Linked DNA regions of Homo sapiens: region 2 is linked to region 1. A link is an interaction called in ENCODE POLR2A ChIA-PET data of the cell type or tissue named here. Cell type or tissue: Panc1. All regions are shown on one strand. Each heading gives the region's core, and the rest is flanking DNA. Links, peaks and the distances in the headings are about the cores only. Region 1 overlaps CD99L2 (CD99 molecule like 2). Region 2 has its middle 8.0 kb from the start of HMGB3.

Region 1 (4,390 bases), core at 258-4,257:
TTGAGAGGTGCCAATCTCCCTGCTAGAATCCCTACTTTGCGTCTGAAATCTTTGGCAGCCAGGGGTCCCAGCTGCCTCTGCAGTTATTAATCCAGCAGCAGGCAGCAGACACGTTCCTCTGCAGAGATGCTTGCTCTTGGCATGAAATCCAAATGGATTTTGTCACAAAGTAATATCAGGTACTATCTACTGGTGACAGAGTTTTGGTAATCAAAATGAACACACCTTTAGGAAATGCTTTCTTGCTGCCAGGTCTGTGTGTGGTGTTGGCATGGAGATTACCAAGCGCCAGTCCCTGCTTAAGGCAGCTCACTGTCTAGAGCAGCACTGTCCTATGGAACTTTCTGTGATGATGGAAATGTTCTCTGTCTGTGCTGTCAAACACAGTAGTTACCTGCTGCATGTGGCTATCAAGCATTGAAATATGGTTAGTGCAATAAAGAAGCAGAATTTAAAAAAATTATCGAATGCTAATTTTAATTTAAACGGCCACATGTGGCTAGTGGCTACCATGTTAAGTGGGGCGAGTCTAGAGAGAGGACACACAAAAACACTTAACTGGAATGGCTGTACTTTCAGGATGAACTGAGTGGAGTGGATAGCAACAACAGAGGAGGGAATGAATAATTAATGAAATCCAAATGAAAGGCTACTTAAGGGGCCCATCAAATGATCTCTCTCAAGGATCAGACGTTTCAATCAGGCATTGGCAGGTGCTGGATCACAGCCAGTTCAGGGTGGAATTCTCTAACAAGGGCAGCTGTGCCTTGTTTTACAGCCTTTATTGAAGTGCACCCTTAGCCTTAGCTTTAGATGCCAGTCCTGTTGGGTCAAATTGCAACATGAGGTCAAGCTTGTGTTCCTTCCCAAAGGGACAAAATCTACTCCAGGACAGACACTGGCTGTTGGAGTGTCTGTGGGTGGAAACAGCACTTTTCTTATGAAATTAATCTTCTCAAGGACATGCACAAGTCCATGGGCAACATTGCCAAAGGACATTTTCAGAGAAGTATTATCAGCTCATTAGGTGCTTTTTACATTAAAAGGAATTCTTGGTGGCCCTCTGCGGTGGAAGTAATTTTCTGCTGAATACTTGAATACTGGCTGCCCAGATACAGGGACTGCGGGTTGTGAATTGAGCCTATGGTGAATCAGCTGTTTTCTAATGCGTGTTGGTGCCAGAGGGTTAGTCTGTGTCACTAACACAGAGGACTGTGGTCTGCCTGCATCCAAAACTGAGTTTAGTTAATAGCTTGCATAGAAGGGGTATAGAACATGACCCTATTTTGCACCTTTTGAGGTGCATTGTATCTCCTGAGAATATTTCTTCTGAACTTGATTTTAGCAACTGTGCTTGCTTGTGGGCTTTGAAGACATCTTAATAGCTCAGGATCTAGATTGAAACTGAATGGTTTTATCCACAGATAGTTTGAGTCTGTTGAATCCAAGGTCAACAAGGGATGGGTACATAGCACAACATTGTGTTATGTTCCTCTTAACATATTTACCCGATGACATGTAGCAGGATATATGAGCAAGCAGTAGGGGGAATGGCTGAGGCTAAAAACGTCTTATTGTGTAAGATGTCATTTCAGAGAACCTACTTTTGCAATTCTTGGGTGAGGAAGCAGAGATAGAGATTTGAAGGAAGACCCATTGAGATGGTAGGCTTATGGCTTTGGAGGGATTGATGTAGAACTTTTAGGAGAAATACACGTACATGGATTGAAAACAAAAAGGCAGAAAAGAGTTTAAATTAATGTAAAATGCTCCCTCTCCCTTCCCCTGACCGTTACTCTCATTCCCTAAACATAACTACTGTTACCAGTTTCCCTGTGTAAACTTCCAGAAGATGTTTATGGATATAGATATGGATACAGACACGCAAATGGAAAAATACTTCTCTGCACTTTGCTTTATTTATTAGTGTATTGTGGAGATCTCTTGCATGCCACTATTATAGGCTTATCCCATTCTTTTTAACAGCTACACAATCATTAATTGTATGGAAGAGCCATATTTCATTTCACCAGTCATCTTTGCTGAACACTTGGACTGTTTCCATTTCTTTTTCCTGTTGTAAGCATCCTTGTCCATACTTCTTTGGGTACGTGTTTCTAGTATTTGTCTGTAACAGGTACCTAGAAATTGAATTGCTGGGTTGAAGTATTTGCATATTTTAATTTTTTAATGTTGAAATAATTATAAACTTTCAGAAAATTGGCAAGTACAGTGCAAGGAACTTTTTTTTCCCCCACCAAGCCACTTGAGAGTAAATTGGTTACCTAATGCCTTATCACCCCCACCCCCAATATATTAGAGTGCATTTCCTACAAATAAGGACATCTTCTTACATATCTACAATGCAACCATCAGAATCAGGACACTAACACTGATACCTTATTACCACTAAATCCTCAGACCCCATCCAAGTTTTAACAATTGTCCCAATAATGTCTATTATTAATACAAAGAGTTCTTGACTGGGTGCAGTGGCTCATGCCTGTAATCCCAGCACTTTGGGAGGCTGAGGCAGGCAGATTGCTTGAGCTCAGAAGTTTGAGACCAGCTTGGGCAACATAGTGAGACCCCATCTCTACAAAAAATACAAAAAAGTTAGGCATGGTGGCATGTGCCTGTGTTCCTAGCTACTTGGGAGGCTGAGGTGGGAAGATCACTTGAACCCAGGAGGTTGAGGCTGCAGGAGCCATGATTGCACCACTGCAATCCAACCTGGGTGACAGAGCCAGACCCTGTCTCAAAAAAAAAAAAAAGTTTATATATGTTGTTCACCTAAATTTTCCAGATTTATCACATTTTCTGTATATGTATGTGTTCTCCCCACCCCACGTGCATGTGTGTGTGTATGAATTTCCTGAACCATTTCAGAATTAGTTGCAAACATTAGATCCATTACCTTTTTTTCTTTCTTTTTTCTTTTTTTTCTTTCTTTTTCTTTCTTTCTTTCTTTTTTCTTTTTTCTTTTTGAGGTAGGGTCTCCCTCTGGCACCCAGGATGGAGTGCAATGGCATTGTCAAGGCTCAGTGCAGCCTCAACCTCTCAGACTCAAGTGATCCCCCCAGCCTCAGCCTCCAGAGTAGCTGGGCGTACAAGCATGTGCCTCCATGCCCAGCTAATTTTTTTTTTCTTTGAGACGGAGTCTTACTCTGTTGCCCAGGCTTGAGTGCAGTAGTATGATCATAGCTCACTGAAGCTTCAACCTCCTGGGCTCAAGTGATCCTCCCACCTTAGCCTCCCAAGTAGCTGGGACTACAGGCATGCACCACCACACCCAGCTAGTTTTTTTTTTATTCTTAGTAGAGATGAGGTCTCACTATGTGGCCTTGGCTGGTCTTGAACTCCTGGGCTCAAGGAGTCCTCCCACCTCAGCCTCTCAAAGTGCTGGGGTTATAGGCATGAGATACCATACCTGGTCCCCCAACCCCAGGCTAATTTTTAAATTTTTGTTGTTGTTGTTGTGGTTGTTGAGATGGAGTCTCCCTATGTTACCCAGGCTGGTCTTGAACTCCTGGGCTCAAGCAATTCTCCCGCTTCAGCCTTCCAAAGTGCTGGGATTACAGGCATGAGCTACTGTACCAAGCCTATACCTATTACCTCTTGATACTTCAGTATGCAGTTTCTAAAAACAAGGATACTCTCTTCCTGACTACAGTATTTCCATCAAGACCAGAAATTGACAGTGATCAGTATTATCATCTAGCTGGTCTACAGACCTAATTTAACTTTGCTGATTGTCCCAGTAATGGCCTTTATAGGTTCAGGATCCAATCCTAGATCACCTGTTGGATTTAGCTGTTACAATTTCCCTAATCTCAAGGATTGCAGGCTCTCACTACTTTCTTGTTCAGTGCTGATTTTGCCTCATGGGTTTTGTTCATTTTATGATTTACAGTGGAAAGGCGGGTCTGATCCCAGTTATTCTCATAGCAAGAAGCAAAAGTCTACCTTAGAATTTTGGAAGCTAGGTTATTAAGTGCCATAACTTTTATTTACTGGTATATTATATGCTTTATTTCCATAAAATATTGCTCTTTTCCTACTTTGAGCTTTGGGTCTTGAATTTTATCTTATATTAATATCATATCTGTTTCCTTCCTGTTAGTGTTTGCCTGGTATATATTTGTTCATTCTCTACATTTTTTTGCCATTTTGTTTTAAATGTACATTTTATCAATAGCCTATAGTTAGATATCTTTTAATCTCATTTGTCTTGTAATGGGAGATTTAGCCTATTTACACCCCCCCCCCCATTTTTTTTTTTTTTTTTTTACTGATATGATTATACGTATTCCTATGTTAAAGTTCATGTTTTCCGCTGGGCATGGTGGCTCATGCCTGTAGTCCCAACACTTTGGAAGGCCAAGGCCGG
Region 2 (4,390 bases), core at 282-4,281, 130 kb before region 1:
CGGTGGCTGAAGCTGGCCTCCACCACCTCTCCTGCCCACATCGCACAGTTCAGGCCGCGGGTACCTAGAGCCTCGACGGCGCCTCGGGCCCCAAGCGACGTGGGTGTCTGCATTTTCTTTCTTTCTTTCTTTCTTTCTTTCTTTCTTTCTTTCTTTCTTTCTTTCTTTCTTTCTTTCTTTCTTTCTTTCCTTCCTTCCTTCCTTCCTTCCTTCCTTCCTTCTTTCTTTCTTTCTTTCTCTCTTTCTTTCTTTCCTTCTCTCTGTCTCTCTCTTTCTTTCTCTCTCTCTTTCTTTCTTTCTTTCCTTCTCTCTGTCTCTCTCTTTCTTTCTTTTTTGAGACGGAGTCTCGCTCTGTCACCCAGGCTGGAGTGCAGTGGCCCAATCTCGGCTCACTGCAAGCTCCCCCTCCCGGGTTCACGCCATTCTCCTGCCTCAGCCTCCCGACTAGCTGAGACTACAGAAGCCGGCCACCACGCCTGGCTAATTTTTTGTATTTTTATTAGAGACGGGGTTTCGCCGTGTTAGCCAGGATGGTCTCAATCTCCTGACCTCGTGATCCGCCCGCCTCGGCCTCCCAAAGTGCTGGGATTACCGACGTGAGCCACCGCGACCGGCCTCTTTCTTTCTTTCTTTGAGACGGAGTTTCGCTTCTGTCGTCTAAGCTGGAGTTCAAGGGCGCTATCTTGGCTCACTGCAGCCTCTGCCTCCTGGGTTCAAGCGATTCTCCAGCCTCAGCCTCCCGAGTAGATGGGATTACAGGCGCCCGCCACCACGGCCCGCTAATTTTTTTTTTTTTTTTGAGACGGAGTCTTGCTCTGTCGCCCAGGCTGGAGTGCAGTGGTGCGATCTCGGCTCACTGCAACCTCCGCCTCCTGAATTCAAGCAATTCTCCTGCCTCAGCCTCCCGGGTAGCCACCGCGCCCGGCTAATTTTTGTATTTTTAGTAGAGACGGGGTTTCACCATGTTGGCCAGGCTGGTCTTGAACTCCTGGCCTCGTGATCTGCCCGCCTTGGCCTCTCAAAGTGCTGGGATTACAGGCTTGAGCCACCGCGCCCGGCCTAATTTTTGTATTTTTAGTAGAGACGGAGTTTCACCATGTTGGCCAGGCTGGTCTCGAACTCCTGACCTCAGGTGATCCACCCACCTCGGCCTCCTAAAGTGTTGGGATTACAGACGTGAGCCACGGCGCCCGACCGGGACCGGGACCGGGCGTCTGCATTTCACCAGATGGCTGCGCCCGTTGCCCCTCCCGAATTCCCTCACCCCCTCCCCACCAGACCCCGGAGGCTGCCGGGGACGGTGGGAAAGGAGCCACCGGGGCGGCTCCCTCCCACAGCACTGCTCTTGCCCAGGGCTGGGACAAGGAAGAGAAAGGAGCGCAGAAGCCAGGGCTGTTCAGCACGACACAGGCCTCTTCAGCAGCACCAGCGCCACCGCGTCCCTGCTCTGGGTTCCTTTCATATTGAATGAAAAGCGGGAAGTGGGTCAGTGACCAAAGGATTTCCTACTTTTTACTCTCCACGCCGGCGCCTTGTGGGAATACAATCCTAATCTACAAAAGCCCATCAAGGGCCAGTGACGTGCCAGGCCGGCCGGGTCCTGTGGGGAAGATGGAGATGAAACTGAAGGGCCCTTGACCTTCTAGGCACCGGTCTCCTTCAGAGGAGGGGAAGGGAGCAGAAGAGAGGGGACTCTCCAATGGGATAGCTCCCACCAGCCACCACATTACCGAACAGCCCTGCCTTGTCCCGCCTTGAAGTCTTCACCATGCTGCTGGGTTACCCATTCTAGATTCTCACCTCCAAGCCCCATCCCATCCAGAAGGCCTGCACACGCAGCAGACTGTAGTCCCCACCCTCCACCCACACCAAGTTTCCGTCTGGCTAGTGACTGAGGCCCTTCTGTGTCTACCCCGTGTAATGTGTAATGTAAAGGTACAAGCTGTTTCTCTTTACCTGAACTGAAAGGATTCCTGCAGTGGGGAGAGGAGGAGCCACTCTCTAAATGGGATTGCAGTTGCCATTTTAAAAATCATTTTTATTATTATTTATTTATTTTTGAGACAGAGTCTTGCTCTTGTTGCCCAGGCTGGAGTGCAATGGCAGCAAGCTTTGCTCACCGTAACCTCCGCCTCCCGGGTTCAAGCGATTCTCCTGTCTCAGCCTCCCAAGTAGCTGAGATTACAGACATGTGCCACCACACTTGGCTAATTTTTATATTTTCAGTAGAGGCAGGGTTTCTCCACATTGGCCAGGCTGGTCTCAAACTCCTGACCTCAAGTGATCCGCCTGCCTCGGCCTCCCCAAGTGGTGGGATTACAGGCATGAGCCACCGCACCCAGCCTTTTTTTTTTTTTTTTTGAGACGGAGTTTCACTCTTGTTGCCCAGGCTGGAGTGCAATGGTGTGATCTTGGCTCACCTCAACCTCTTGCTTCCTGGGTTCAAGCGATTCTCCTGCCTCAGCCTCCTGGGTAGCTGGGACTACAGGCGCCTGCCACCACACCCAGTTAATTTCGTATTTTTCAGAGAGATGGGGTTTCTCCATGTTGGTCAGGCTAGTCTCTGGACCTCAGGTGATCTGCCCACCTCGGCCTCCCAAAGTGCTGGGATTACAGGCGTGAACCACCATGCCTGGCCTGCAGTTGCCATTTTTAATTCTTTTTTTTTTTTTGAGATGGAGTCTCACGCTGTCGCCCAGGCTGGAGTGCAGTGTCGCGATCTTGGCTCACTGCAACCTCCACCTCCCGGGTTCAAGCAATTCTGCCTCAGCCTCCTGAGTAGCTGAGATTACAGGCGCCCGCCACCACGCCTGGCTAATTTTTTTGTTTGTTTGTTTTTGTTTTTTTAGTAGAGATGGGATTTTACCATGTTTGTCAGGCTGGTCTCAAACTCCTAACCTTGTGATCCACAACAGTTGCCGTTTTTAAAATGCTGCTCATTCCTCATTCCCTCTTTCTGGGCCTGATTCCTTTTTTTTTTTTTTTTTTTTTTTTCTTTTTTGGAGAAGGAGTCTCACTCTGTCTCCTAGGCTGGAGTGCAATGGCATGATCTCATTCACTGTAACCTCCGCCTCCTGGGTTCAAGCGATTCTCCTGCCTCAGCCTCCCGAGTAGCTGGGATTACAGGCATCCGCCACCACACCCTGATAATTTTTGTATTTTTAGTAGGGATGGGGTTTCACCTTGTTGGTCAGGCTGGTCTGGAACTCCTGACCTCAGGTGATCCACCACCTCGGCCTCCCAAAGTGCTGGGATTACAGGCGTGAGCCACTGCACCCCACCTGGGCCTGATTCTTATCATTAAAAGGGGAGCAGGAGCTGCTCTCTGGGGTCTCTTACAGCATCAGCATTCTTTTTTTTTTTTTTTTTTTGAGATGGAGTCTGGCTCTGTCACCCAGGATAGAGTGCAGTGGTGCGATCTTGGCTCACTGCAACCTCCACCTCCCAGGTTCAAGCAATTCTCCTGCCTCAGCCTCCTGAGTAGCTGGGATTACAGGCACCCACCACCACACTGGGATTTTGTATTTTTAGTAGAGTCGGGGTTTCACCATGTTGGCCAGGCTGGTCTCGAACTCCTGACCTCAGGTGATCCACCCGCCTCGGCCTCCCAAAGTGCTGGGATTACAGGTGTGAGACACCGCGCCCAGCGCCCGGCTGCATCAACATTCTTGACATTGCTGGTGGGGCTTCACAAAGGTACCCCCAAGGCAACACGCCAGTTCTGCCGCCACCCACCTCCCCCCTCCCCCGCCACCAAAATAAACCCCACAAACAGCAAACAAGTCTGAAAGGTGGCCTTGCAAAGGTCCTTTATGTGTGACTCTAAAAAGTATGGCATTTGTCGTGACTATGAGTGTCAGTCCCTCTTCCCCAATTTCACTCTGCCCTGGACACAGTAGTCAGACCGGTCCTGCTAAATCAGACCTTGTTATGAAGGAAGTCCGGAGTGGACCCGGGGCACAGCTATCGGATGAAATGCAGATGCCTTGCCCTGGGGCCCGAGGCACTCTGGGGACATAGAGGCAGGGCTCAGGACACTTTGGGGGCTCCCCACCTCCTCAGGGGAAGCCCCCGTCTTCCCAATGGGTTTGCACAGGTTGCTCTCCCCCCAACCCCCTCAGCAAACACACGTGATTCTATCTCTCCTCACCCTGTTGTCAACCTCGCTCAGGAACAGCCACCTCAGGACCTTGCTACCTTGCTGCTTGCTCTGCCCTCTACCTGGGACACTCTCCCACACATCTGCCAGGATCCTGCCCTCACCTCCCTTCCATCTTTGCTCAAATGTGTCACCTTCCCTGAGCAACCTATTGCGAATCAAAATCCCCAGCTCCACATTGCCTGCCTCTCTTTTCCTTGCTTAGTTTTTCCACATCCAATTCATGCCCAC

Evidence for each region. ChIA-PET counts read pairs that join two places held together with the same protein. Peaks named below come from ENCODE experiments on the same cell type or tissue, not always from the same donor. Only the 100,000 strongest peaks of a DNase experiment are listed, where the experiment ranks them.
Region 2: POLR2A ChIA-PET joins it to region 1 with 5 read pairs; 2 of 35 experiments call an interaction of 5 or more read pairs at or near these places.

Annotation. Positions count from the first base shown.
Region 1 is chrX:150,838,799-150,843,188 of GRCh38, reverse strand. All of the region lies in intron 1 of CD99L2 (CD99 molecule like 2), which reads left to right. Among named protein-coding and RNA genes, the nearest start is that of CD99L2, 58 kb to the left of the region's middle. In Panc1, for the core only: no CTCF peak of the experiment used is centred there; no DNase peak of the experiment used is centred there; H3K27ac peaks cover 635 bases.
Region 2 is chrX:150,973,139-150,977,528 of GRCh38, reverse strand. No RefSeq gene overlaps it. Among named protein-coding and RNA genes, the nearest start is that of HMGB3, 8.0 kb to the left of the region's middle. In Panc1, for the core only: no CTCF peak of the experiment used is centred there; no DNase peak of the experiment used is centred there.